2 separate regions of the Homo sapiens genome follow, and region 1 is linked to region 2. Evidence: chromatin loops called from intact Hi-C (ENCODE). Cell type or tissue: HCT116. All regions are shown on one strand. Links, peaks and the distances in the headings refer to the core of each region. The heading gives the core; the rest is flanking DNA.

Region 1 (6,386 bases), core at 2,492-4,991, 1.2 Mb before region 2:
GGAGAGACTCCAGGTGTTAGCACCTTCAAGGTCTGCCTGAGCTTTTGAACTGAGGCCAAGCTCTTGCCAGGCAGCCCCAGCAAGTGGCTGAGCATGATGGTTTCTCTAGGGCCTGGCCATTTCTGTACAGCTCCAGACTCTTCTAATACAAATCTTTGTTTTGGAACTTCCTGTTGGGTTGGCTGGGACTTGGTCAGACTTGCACCATTGTCTGAGCTTCTCTCTGACTCATCCTGCTTCCCCCCTCCCTTTTAACTTCCACAGGTATTGCCTCCAGCACACTGTTTACATTCCTACTGTGTCTCAGCATCTGTTCTCCTGGGAATAGAACTGGTCCACCTGAACATATGATCTGTGCTGCTGTTGGTGCAGGAGGACAGGAGGGAAATAAGCTGGAAGCCATGGATGTGGAGAGTCTGGCTTCAAGATGGAGCTTGTTTACCTGCAGGTAGGGCTCCACCTCTGCACCCCATTGAGTCCCCCGCCTGGCTGTGGTACGAAGAGCCACCCTGCATACCCTCACCCAGTAGTGAAGTAGGCCGAGGCAGCCAGTGTGGGGTCCAGCGAGTGACATGCATCATCGAAGGTGCTTATTATTTTGATGAAACACAATACATTTCTTTCAGCCCGTAAAATCAAAGGTGTGCAAAAAGGCTGTTTTCAGGGTGTAAAACACCCCTCGTTTCCCTGTGGTGGTGCATAACTATTATGCCTCTGGGGCCTTTGTGCATTTTTCGGGCATGAGTGACACGAGGCTGACTGGGTGGCCTTGGCACCTTGTCTCTTTAGAGAAAAAGGAGACAGTGCTTCTTTCCGATTCCCTATAAAAACCAGTTTTTTGTTGAAGACCTGCCTTTCCCGCTAGTGCCTAATACCAATTATGTCTTTCCAGAGATGGTGAGATTGTTCTGAAAGGATTTCTTGGAAACCTTGTCTTAACAACCCTATCGTCCTAGTGTGATAAGAATATATGAATGGGAGGCCATTGTGGACAGTAATAGGGCCGGGAGGCTTCATCTCCCCATGGAAAGTATAAGACACAAACAGTATAGCTGAGATCATGAGGACCTGGTTTGTAGCAGGTCGTGGGAAAGGAGAGAAGGTGGAGTTGGGAGAGCAGGTGGGAGGTGAGACACATCCAGAAGGGACTGGGTTTCATCACCAGTGACTGCCATGAGTCTAACTTAGTTATCTGGTTGGATAGGGATGCATTTACTGAACTGGGGACCCAGGAGGAGTTGGGAGTAATTTGAGGGAGAGAAGTAACTCCAGTTTAGCATCTTTTGACTCGGAGATGCCTGTGGGACACCCCAAAGAGGACATCCCCGTTAACTTTCAGTTTCCTTTAGTTCTGCTTGCAAAATCAGACAGAACCAGCATCCTGTCAGAGGCTGTTCTTCCCCTTTGGTCCCTCTGCTGGGCTTTCTCCAGCCCCTTGCCCTCAGGCAAGAGAGGAGCCAGCAGTGCAGTCTGCCAGGGGCTCCAGGGGCAGGCTCTTAACACAGCAGGGCCCTTCAGATGTTCCACAGCAGGGCCCTTCAGATGTTCTGTAACTGACAACCCCAGGCCCACTGCCTGCCAGCATCTGTTCACAGAGACACGGCATCACAAACTCTCCGGACTGGAAGGGACATTGGAGGTCATCCACTCCAGCTTTGGGGATGGCATTTTCAGACTGTTCTAATAACTCAAGAGCTACTCCTTCTTTTGTGTGGAAGACTGTTTCTTCTGACTTCCTCTTAATATGCTGCCGGGTCTCCTTCCTAAGGAGAAGCATGCTGGGCCTCGTTTTTGTGGATCTAGCAGCGAGAGACATGACGAAGCCAGATTTGGGAACACAAGTTCTTTTTGTCCTTCACACTACAGCTACGAGAATGGTCTCCATGGTTACAGCAGCTTCTCAGAAATGTCTGGATTTTTCATTTTCTGTATTTCTCTAAATGTCTAGTTTATGAATAATCTGCTTAGGTGACCGGCTGGAAAGTTTCTGCATGTATATGAATATCAAGAAGTACATATTTATATACATTCAAAAGAAAAGTAGGCTGATAGGCATTTTTGGTAATTTTTTTTCTCCCACTGTAAAAATAAATTAGGATTGACTTTAAAATTTTCAAGTTAAACAAGATTCAATGAAAGAAACAGTGCCTTCGTGTTCTTCAAAGGCATGTGAACCATAGAGTGGCTGGAGCTAACCTGATTATGTTTTCTTTAATGTGAAATAGCTATTTGCCTGACATTCCATTCGCATCTCACCGTCGCATTCAACTGGCTGGGACATTGATTTTTTTCTAGGGCTTCCTTTGAACATGAAAGCATTTTTCCTGTTTCTCTCCATTTCCCACCTTGTGAGATACATGATAAGAATGAATCGATAATTACATTGTTGGATAAAAATGAATATAAATTTTATTGAAAAACAACACCAGCAACAACATGGAGAAAGCATACTCAACAGCCACCGGCCCACACAACTCAATGCACACATTATGAGAAGTAATCACCTCTTTCAATTGCCGACTACTTACTCCAAATGAAAAGAAATTATAGACCTAAGATAAACTGAGGCGGGCAATAGAGGCACACCATCTTCGAAAATTTTGCCAATAGCAAATGATGTAGTGATGCTGTTAACCCTCTGTTTGCTGCAGGCAGACCAGGATATCTCAGGAATTAATTGGTTTGGAGAGGAGAAAACCCACTCCTTCTAGTGAACATGGCATCTAAAACCTCAGACCACTGGGAAAACTTTTCTCCTTTTCAAGTCCTTTGAGAAGAGGATTTCACAAACTTTCTTGGCAACTTGTCCCTCCTGCTTAACAACAGGAAATAGTTCTTTATGTCTAGCCGAAATCCTTCATGCTTCAGTTAGTCTATTTATTTACTTTTAATCTTAGCAGGCAGTGAGGAGGCTGTCCTGGTAGGACAATGTAACATATGGGGAACTCACAATGATCATAATCAGATTGAAAATGGAGTCCAGCTGAGCTATGGCACTTCTGAAACAAGCTGGAAAGAAGTGTACTGAAGTTGTGGTTGTAGTGCCTCTGCCCACCACTCCTCCACCCTCGGTTCCCTTCTGCCCTGTGGCCTGGGGGCTGCCATCCTGAGAATTGCAAGCAGATACTTTCTGAGTTTGATCGGTTCCAATCCTTCAATGGTATAGTAATGAGTGTAGTCACAGCTGTTCCATCCAGTCCTATGTCAAGTGCTTCTGTTTCAAGAAGTTATTTCCAGGCAAAACAGTCCCATCACATCCCTTGTCTTTTCAACACACCAGGTTGTCCCCCAGGATGCCCTCACAGCTTGTGCGTGACAAAGATGTCCTCCGTGTACACATAAGGTAGCGCTGAGAAGCCACGAGAAAGCACCTAGTGATTTTAACATAAACATTTCCACAGCATTTTCAAGTTCTGCGAAAAAGCCCGGTGATAGATCAGCCTCGCGGTGTGCAGCGCCGGCAGCTCCGCACTTCGGACACCTGGGGGCGCCCGTGCCATTCCGCCGGCGACTGGGACTCGTCGCCCGGGAAACAAAGATGGGGATTTAAAGAAAAGCCTTCAAAATGCAACTCCGAATGTCTACCCTGAGCAGCATGCGTGTAAAAATTCATGAAGATTAGATTTCATTTCATGTATTTTTACTTCAGTGGAAAGAAATGCAGGTGATTTTCTGACTGCGCCTACAGCTGTCTTTACAAAGGGGGTGCCTAGTTAAACGAGAGGGAGGGGCTTGCTGATGCCCTGCGGTGCTTTGAGGGGCGGGGCCTCCCTCTCTGGTGCTGGGGACAGCTCCTATTTTGCTGGGTGGCATTCTCTGCAATGCTCCAGGATGTATTGATTAATTATATTGCATATCGAAAAGGTATGGGGGTCTCCAGCAGGACTAAGCGAGGCAGCCAGCGCGGGGTCCAGTGAGTGACATGCGTCATCGAAGGCACTTATTGTTTTGATGAAACAAACACATTTCTTTAAGCCCATAAAATCAGAAGTGTGCAAGACGGCTGTTTTCAGGGTGTAAAACTCCCTTTGTTTCCCTGTGGTGGTGCATAGCTGTTATGCCTCCGGGGCCTTTGTGCATTTTTCAGGTGTGAGTGACACGAGGCTGGCTGGGTGGCCTCGGTGGCAGAGACTGCGGAGGGCGCAGGACCTGCCCAGGACAGTTCAGCCCCCCAGGGGAGACACCCCTTTTGCTCGAGGCCGCCGGCCTGTTGGATGATGGGCACCCTTGTGAGCTGGTTCTGGGCTAGGCCACCGTGCTGGGTGGCAGTGGGGACTTTTAGGGGAGGGATCCCGGGGGATAATGAACAGAAGTGTCTGGAGCCTGGATCTTCAGTCAGGCCTGGGCAGGGAAGGCTGCTGCTGCCTGGCAGTTTCCTCACCCTGTACTCTGGATGGCAGGGGCCGGGCCCCCTTGGTTCACCTCTGTAGCCCAAGCATCTGGTACTTCTGTGAGCATTTGTTGGATACAGGGATGTGAGGGTGAGTGCCACGGAGGAAGCTATGAGGGTCCCAGCTGGCCCTGGCTGTGGTTGAGCCTGGAGGCCTGTGGAGGGGCTGTGGGGAGAGGTGCCAGGCAGTGCTGGCTCTCAGGGGTTGGGGGGCACTGAGACAGCCAGGGGCCACGGAGCTGGAGAAGCCGGGAGTTCAGCAGGGAGCATGTCTGTGTGCCAGGATGGTTCTGCAGTGGCCATGTGGGGCCTCTCTCGCCTTTCCCTCTTATCTGCCCTCGCTGAAGTCAGCCTTTCCTCCGTTGCCATGGCAACGGCAGCCTGAGGCGCTGCTGAGGGCCAGCTGGGCAGCTGAGGCCTCTCAGTCTGTGCCTGAGCAAGCAAGGAGCCCTGAGCTGTCCCCATGCAAGGTGAGACTGGAGGGGGCTGTCTTCTCAGAGAAGGGAGGAAAGGAGACGGGATAGGATGTTTTCTCCGAGACAGGCACAAAAGCTGCTCTCGTGCAGCTGGAATTCTTCCCAGCCCTGGCTTTGCTGGTAGAGACACTGGGGGCAGGCAGAGCCCTGTTAAAGTGTGAGTCTCCTCGGCATTGCCGCACTGCACTACTCACCTGATCTGCGCCCAGGTCCTTATTCAGGGCTATCCACAAGACTCCCCAAGGGCCTGGCCAGCCTCTGGAGGCTCTCTGTGGAGGTGGGGCAGGGGCCTGAGGCCCAGGCTCTGTGAGGGCCTGGAGGGCACTCCAGGCCTTAGACTGAACTACCTGCCCTGTGTACTCCTCTCAGAGCAGAGCTGGAGGTCTTACACCCTCAGACCAAGGCTGCAGCTCTGCCGACAGTGTCCCTCCCACCTGCACAGCCACAGCGGGCATGGGCTGCTCTTTGCTTTGCAGTCTCCTCACAACTTTCTGGTTGTCACATTCCTGACTATACTTAGGGATGTTGGAGACGATCAGCTTCCAGCCAGTTGTGGGTCAGCTGGCTTCCTCACCACACCCTTTTTCTTGGGCTCTTGAAGAACAAGAAGTAGCTAATGAAGAGGCAGCAGGATGCAGAAGATGATCAGGTCTGGGAGGAGAAGATAGTCCAAGATTCCCTGGGGGCTCGGAGCTGTCGAGAGGCACGGTGATATTGCTTGAAAGGGGCTCTGTGATTCAAGGACAACCCAGCCTTGCAAATCATGTCCCCTTGGGCATGGAAGAGAATTCTCTAAGCATCATGTGAAAAGCTGTCAACCTGGGCAATATCCCTGCTTTCCCTCATCAACCCTACAGCAACAACAACAGCAGCAGCACTAATACGAGAAGGGGCATCTGGATGCAGGTGTACAGTTTACAATACCTTAGATTTACATAGCACCTTTTCCTTCTAAAGAGCCACTGCCTCTGCCCCCTCAGTCACAGCCACACCTGAGTGAAGCCTTCAGAACACAAAGATCACAGCTCCTGTGGCAGAGGTGGGACACTGAGGCAGAGGCCTAGAAGGGATTTCATGCAGACTCAGTGGTGTCCAGGGCTCCCTGCACTTCCTTCGAGCCCTCCCTGGGGAGGTCTGGCCTTGGCCCTTTGGGAGGGTAAGACCGGGGCACAGCCCTCACTGGGCATTCACTTTGTATTTCAGGATGTAGGAGTAGAAATTGTGGTTGGCATTCTCCAGCACCATGACATAGACTTCCTGGCAGCCAGCTGTGCTGCAGCTTCCCTCCCAGTAGCCCTCGTGGTTCAGGGTCAGGGGCCATGTGTCCTGCCCCTTCACCAGGACTTTGGCAATACCATGCAGCTTCAATTTGAATGGGACATTCCGGTTGGCAGGAAGCACACCTGACAGAGGTTCCAGCAGCTCATTGTCCTGTCCCCAGTTGCCAAAGCTCTCAGGGAACATGGGCCAGTTCACCTTGGTGTTGGCACAGCATACAAGGTAATTAAAGACGAAGATGT
Region 2 (6,386 bases), core at 2,641-5,140:
TACCTGTCACTGCTGTAAGCACACTCCCGAGGCTGGTGTGCAGACCTGTTTCTAACCAGGGCCACCTGCCTGTGTCCTGCACAGGAAGAGACACTATTGGTCCCCTCCTTTCCTGGGGATAGCAACTTACCCCAGAAACAAGCTTCCCCCTGTAGCCAACAAGACTCCTTCCTTTTGCCCCCACCCAAGCCAGTATACCAGGTTCCCTCCCCTTGGAGGCACTGCCACAGGACGCTGTGGGCATCCTCCCATCTGCCTCTCCCCACATTACATCAAGTTCCATCTCTAAGCCTTGTCTACATACCTCCTAAACATGGCTCCAACCTGCCCACTCTACCCCCACCCCCACCACTCCTCTGCCCTCCTCTTCAGCCTATGGTGAACCTCTCTCCTGGTCCCTCTGTGTACCACACTGGACACAAATACTGTCCCTGCTAGGCCAACTCAACTCTTCCTGTCTCCTCTGATGTGTTGGGGCACCGCCTCATGACCCATCCACCCCTACCCTCACTGACCACCCAACCTAGCCCCTCCTTCCACTAGTCCCAGTTGACATTCTCACTGCTCACTCCTTTCCCCAACCCAAATTCAAACCCATTGGAGAGAATCCAGTTTTCTGGTCTCTTTTTCCAAGAAGACTTCCCCCGTCAATCTCTTCCACCCTGATCACCCTAAAGCCTGCAAACAGGGTCAGCAAGCACTATGCCTGGTTTTTGTTTTTTTGCTTGCTGTACTTGTTTGTGGAGTAGGATGGCATAGAGGGCAAAAGTGCAGCTCCCAGGATCAGGCAAACCTGGGTTCAAGTCCTGGCTCTGCCACTTGCTGGCTGTGTGACCTTAAGCAAGTTATTTAAACTCTCTGCAGTGTAATTTCCTCATCTATAAAATGGGGATCATTATTTTGAAGAATAAGTGAGCTAAAGTGCTTAGCATAGTGGCTGATATGTGATAAATGCTCAATGAAACTTAGTTCTTATTATCACACACACACAATCTTTATAATTAGATTTCAAATGCCACAAAGGCAAGTACCAATTCAAATCTGTTTTAAAATGGGAGAAAGACAAGCTGGTGCTCAGAAACCACTCCTTCTCTAGTTCCCACACTGGCCCTGACCCCATCTTTCACTTCAAGCTTTCTTTTTTTCCCTTCCCATTGAAACTCCAGTATTAAGAATCTATCTATAGCTGACATCCCAAGCTCCCCGAAAACTGTAGTTAGTTCTCTGTGGCTCCAGGTTGAGGTGAGAATACAGGTAAAATACAGGATGCTTATGCACTAATTAGGAATACACACACACACACACTTTTTTGTTTACCTGAAATTCCAATTTTTATTTATTTTTTATTATTATACTTTAAGTTCTAGGGTACATGTGCACAACATGCAGGTTTGTTACATATGTATACATGTGCCATGTTGGTTTGCTGCACCCATTAACTCGTCTTTACATTAGGTATTTCTCCTAATGCTATCCCTCCCCCTGCCCCCCACCCCATGACAGGCCCCCATGTGTGATGTTCCTCGCCTTGTGTCCAGGTGTTCTCAATGTTCAATTCCCACCTATGAGTGAGAACATGTGGTGTTTGGTTTTCTGTCCTTGTGATAGTTTGCTCAGAATGATGGTTTCCAGCTTCATCCATGTCCCTGCAAAGGACATGAACTCATCCTTTTTTATGGCTGCATAGTATTCCGTGGTATATATGTACCACATTTTCTTAATCCAGTCTATCACTGATGGACATTTGGGTTGGTTCCAAGTTTTTGCTATTGTGAATAGTGCCGCAATAAACATACTTGTGCATGTGTCTTTATAGTAGCATGATTTATAATCCTTTGGGTATATACCCAGTAATGGGATCTCTGGGTAAAATGGTATTTCCAGTTCTGGATCCTTGAGGAATTGCCACACTGTCTTCCACAATGGTTGAACTAGTTTACAGTCCCACCAACAGTGTAAAAGCGTTCCTATTTCTCTACATCCTCTCTAGCATCTGTTGTTTCCTGCCTTTTTAATGATTCCCATTCTAACTGGCATGAGATGGTATCTCATTGTGGTTTTGATTTGCATTTCTCTGATGGCCCGTGATGATGTGCATTTTTTCACATGTCTGGTGGCTGCCTAAATGTCTTCTTTTGAGAAGTATCTGTTCATATCCTTTGCCCACTTTTTGATGGGGTTATTTGGTTTTTTCTTGTAAATTTGTTGAGTTCTTTGTAGATTCTGGATATTAGCCCTTTGTCAGACGGATAGATTGCAAAAATTTTCTCCCATTTCCAATTTTTAACTGGGTATCCTGTATTTTGATTTGCTAAGCCTGGCAACCTTAGGGGGAAAGTGCTCAGGAAGGAACGTCTGGTCTTCCAGCACTATGTCTTGTTTCTCCCACTGGGAAATTCCACTACAACCAAATTTGTTTGTCTGTGGCCCCCTCACACAAGGCTGAGATTATGTTTGTTATAGTCAACTCAGTTCTTCAGTAAACATTTCTAAATGCAAACAAGCATCAAAACCTTCTGAGCCCACCTACCGGTTTAACAGACTTCCTGACTTTCTCTCCATTCCCTACTATTAGGATGCCCTGTCCTTATCACACGGGAACACACACACTCACAAAGGGAAAAATCAATATGATTGATGGGGGGCTACAGTCATTTTTACCATCCCTTCTAATTTTTGACCCTGCATGTGGAATGTGGGTAGAATCTTCACTGGTGCTTTGTATGTCCAAAAACTCTCTGAGAGATAATCATTCCCTTTTCTTTCAATATTGGTAAATATTGTTCCACAGTCTTCCAGTTTCCAGTTCCACAAATAAATGTAAAAGCCTTTTTTGTAAATGTCTCATTTTTTTCTATCCACAGTCTGTAAAATTTTCTTTTTCTCTGGAGCTCAGCAACGCCTCCTATGCCTGGGGTGCATCTGTTTGCAACAATCCTGGAACTCTCACTGAGCCCTTCCTTACTACAGACCATGTCTTTCTTCAGTCAGAAAATGTTTCATCTATCATTTCTTTAGCTATTATCTCTCCTTCTACCCTTCTATAACCCCTGGCTTTTTTCATATTAGATTTCTTGGTTATATTTCTTAGCGTTTTGCTCATAAGCACCATATCTTTGTATTTTGCATTTTCACTTAGTTGGTGAGCTATGTCTCCCATATGATCATCCAGAATGCTAATTTGGTTCCCAGCAGTGACCAGTCCCTTTTACAGTTTGCCTATGAAATTTTTTTTTTTTTTTTTTGAGATGGAGTTTCGCTCCTGTTGCCCAGGCTTGAGTGCAATGGTGCGATCTCGGTTCACTGCAGCTTCTGCCTCCTGGGATCAAGCAATTCTCCTGCCTCAGCCTCCCAGGTAGCCGGGATTACAGACATGTGCCGCCATGCCCAACTAATTTTGTATTTTTAGTAGAGACAGGGTTTCTCCATGTTGGTCAGGCTGGTCTCGAACTCCCGACCTCAGGTAATCTGCCTGCCTCGGCCTCCCTAAGTGCTGGGATTACAGGTGTGCGCCACTGTGCCCAGCTGAAATTTTTTAAATTAAGAAATCATTTTTCGTTGTTTAAGAAAATTCATGTTGTTCTCTGGTTTTCCTTGAGAGCTCTTACTTCCAGTCTAATAAAGCTCTCTTCTGCCACATCGTTTTGTTCTACCTCAGTACAAGCTACCTATTCTCATTGTTTACTAAATTCCCTTAAGTGGATAATGAGTTTTCTTTTTCTACTCATGATTATATGTTCCCTGGGCACTCGCACTGTTTGGGCTGTTTAGGGTGTCTCAAACCAGAAGGCGTCAGAAAGATGGTGGATTTGTGCCTCCTGGTGGGCTGGCAGTGAATAAGCTGTCCAACAATTACAAGCGCCCTCTCTGCAGGGGTCAAGAAAGCAGCTCTGTCCCACATTCCCTGACATAGGACAGTGTGGCAGTCCTCTTCTACCTGGCACCACTGGTCAGCAGGCTCAGGCAGTGTTTCCAGGGACCACACGCATCCGGCAACAGGTGCAACAGCTCTCTGAGGGTCCCTCTGGCCCTCTTAGCAGCTGGGCCTCTCAGGGAGTTGTGAAATCTCCCTTCTTCACCCCAGTCTTTGAGAATGGAGAGCCTTCTCTACCTTACTCACTCCATCCTCACCTGAACCAAACTCCCAGCATCACATCTGCCTTCAGGCTCACCAGCAGGCCCACCCACAACTGCTTGACTCCACCAAGGGAATCATGATGGAAAAAGCCTGGAGCACAGGGCTGGGGGCTATCCTCAGGGAACCAGCTTCCCTCATCTTCCACTGCAAATATTACTGTTCTAAACCTCCTCATCACAAAAGCATAGTTCCTCTGGAATAGCTGTGTGAATAGCTAGCTCCTTTCAAGGCAGTATGGGAGAGCAGAAAATAATCTAAGCTTAGAAACTAAAGACTTGGGTGTGAGACCCAGCTCTGAGCATTTTGTAAATGTTAAAGTGTTGTGTCACCATGAGTTATCTCTGTAATCATATTACTGAACAAGACTAATTCCAGGCCTGAGTCCTGTACAGGGCCCTTACAGTGCTCTCCCAGGCAGCAGATATTTTTCTGCAGAGCACTCCATTCAAATTCTTTAGGGAGAGAGAACTATGATAAATCAAAGACAAAGTAACAATAGCAGAGCCAACACCATATTTTCATAGCATGTTTATGAGGACATCATATGGAACAGAGCTAAAGGGCTTACTGAAGTCAGGATATTTTACGTCTATTGCTTTTGCCTTATCTTCCAGACCTGTCATTCTGACCTGGAGGAAATTAAATTGGTCTGATGTGATTGGCTCCCTGCACAGTCATGTTGGTTTTCATCCAGTACCCTCTGGTTTTCTGGTATTTGCAAATTAATTATCGGATGATTTGTTGCAATATTTCTCACAGGATAATAGTGCCTGTCATAGCACATGACATTTATAATATGTTTTTTAGTTTCTTGGCAAAATGTGCTCAGTAAATGTAAATTATTATTGTTGGTCACTATCAAAGGTGTCGGATGATCAGGCATGAGAATGAGTGGACAGGTTGGGCTCTCTCTGAGCAGGATATGCCACTTACTAAGTACTCCCTCTAGGAAATGGAACTGCAGAAATTATCCTTATCATCATCTAATTTGCAAAACACAGCCACTTTTCCCTTCTTCCTTCCCTGTTCTCACTCACTCCTGTGGTCCACTAGGTAATGTACCTGTCTAGAGAATACTCCTTTTTTCAGAATGAAGACATCTTTTGAGCACATATGATCATTCGACCCAAGAAAGATGTCAGAAGTGTCTACCTTGCCCCAATACCTGTCAATTCAGAGATTCTGGAAGCCAAAGCTGGGGCTCCGAGTCCCAGATACAAATCACAAGCAGAAGTGTGTGTCACCATTTCAGGGTCTGTTATGAAAGAGAAAGATAGAAGTCAGGGGAATGGGGTCCTAGGCTCAATGCCCCACTGGCTGGCTGAAGCAGGTCTACACAAACTCTCAGGACTTCACCTGCCCAGTCAAGGGACTTGACTAGATGTCCTCAGAGGGTCCTTCCAGAGTGCAGTTCTATTTGATATTGAGTTCTTAGCACACAGACATGGCAGATGCACTCTTAGACCAAAGGAGAATCAGATTCTCTGACTATTGATTAGAAAGCCCAATGGCCATAACGTCTGGTGGGAAATCCCATGGACTTAGCCAAGGATGGTAGCAAGGATGAATCCCAGGAAAATTTTGAGCTAGGCAGTGGAGGTTTTTGGAGCTGCTACTCCCTGCCCTCTCAATTCTTTGTTGGTTCTCTCTCCCTCCTCCACCTTTAGGCCATTGGTGCCTTTATATTGTCCCCGATGGCCCATGAAATTCCCAACTTAGTATGTCTTCTCTAGGCCATGTTTACTGCTCACATATTTCAAAATCTACCTCCAGCCTTCAAACTTACCTATCCACTATCCCTATCGAAATATCTCCTTGGTTATTTAAACTCATCAGGAAAACAAAATTGGAAGTCATATATGTATGGCTAATAATGGCTCATTGCTTTACATTCTAACTGAGATCATGAGGACCTTACAAATGGAGGCCATTTGAGCTCTGTAGCAGAAGTGGTTTGGGAGCCTCTCTAAGCACTCAAAACTCAACAGATCAGTTGTAGATATCCTATTTTAATGCATAGCTCATCCTCTCATCAAAGGAAGAGAGCTGGGATGGCATTAAAAAGGTTCAAAACTGAAAACTTGCCACACTAAAAGTCAGAAAATGCCTGACTCCACTTTGCACCCTGGGTCCCATGTACTAAAGACAACATGAATGGATTAAGAATAAGTATCTCTCCCTCAAACAGGCATTTGATGCTCCAGGAAGCTTCAAGGTGGCATGATGAGCAGGAGGAGTCCTGGGTTCC

The links. A loop is a pair of places that touch in the nucleus more often than their neighbours do. Peaks named below come from ENCODE experiments on the same cell type or tissue, not always from the same donor. Only the 100,000 strongest peaks of a DNase experiment are listed, where the experiment ranks them.
Region 1: a loop joins it to region 2, with 6 times the contacts of the local background. A loop is called at or near these places in 1 of 110 quality-filtered maps.

Annotation. Positions count from the first base shown.
Region 1 is chr3:134,597,537-134,603,922 of GRCh38, forward strand. KY (kyphoscoliosis peptidase) reads right to left here. Exons shown (of 11, transcript NM_178554.6): 11 at 2,387-6,386. The coding sequence ends at 6,043. It also overlaps a transcript of CEP63 not described here. Among named protein-coding and RNA genes, the nearest start is that of KY, 50 kb to the right of the region's middle. In HCT116, for the core only: a CTCF peak has its summit at 3,472 (motif pointing right); a DNase peak (open chromatin) is centred at 3,505; H3K27me3 peaks cover 467 bases.
Region 2 is chr3:135,788,551-135,794,936 of GRCh38, forward strand. LOC105374123 (a long non-coding RNA gene) reads right to left here and starts at 5,376. Exons shown (of 3, transcript XR_924529.2): 1 at 5,304-5,376. In HCT116, for the core only: a CTCF peak has its summit at 3,812 (motif pointing left); a DNase peak (open chromatin) is centred at 3,819; H3K27me3 peaks cover 299 bases.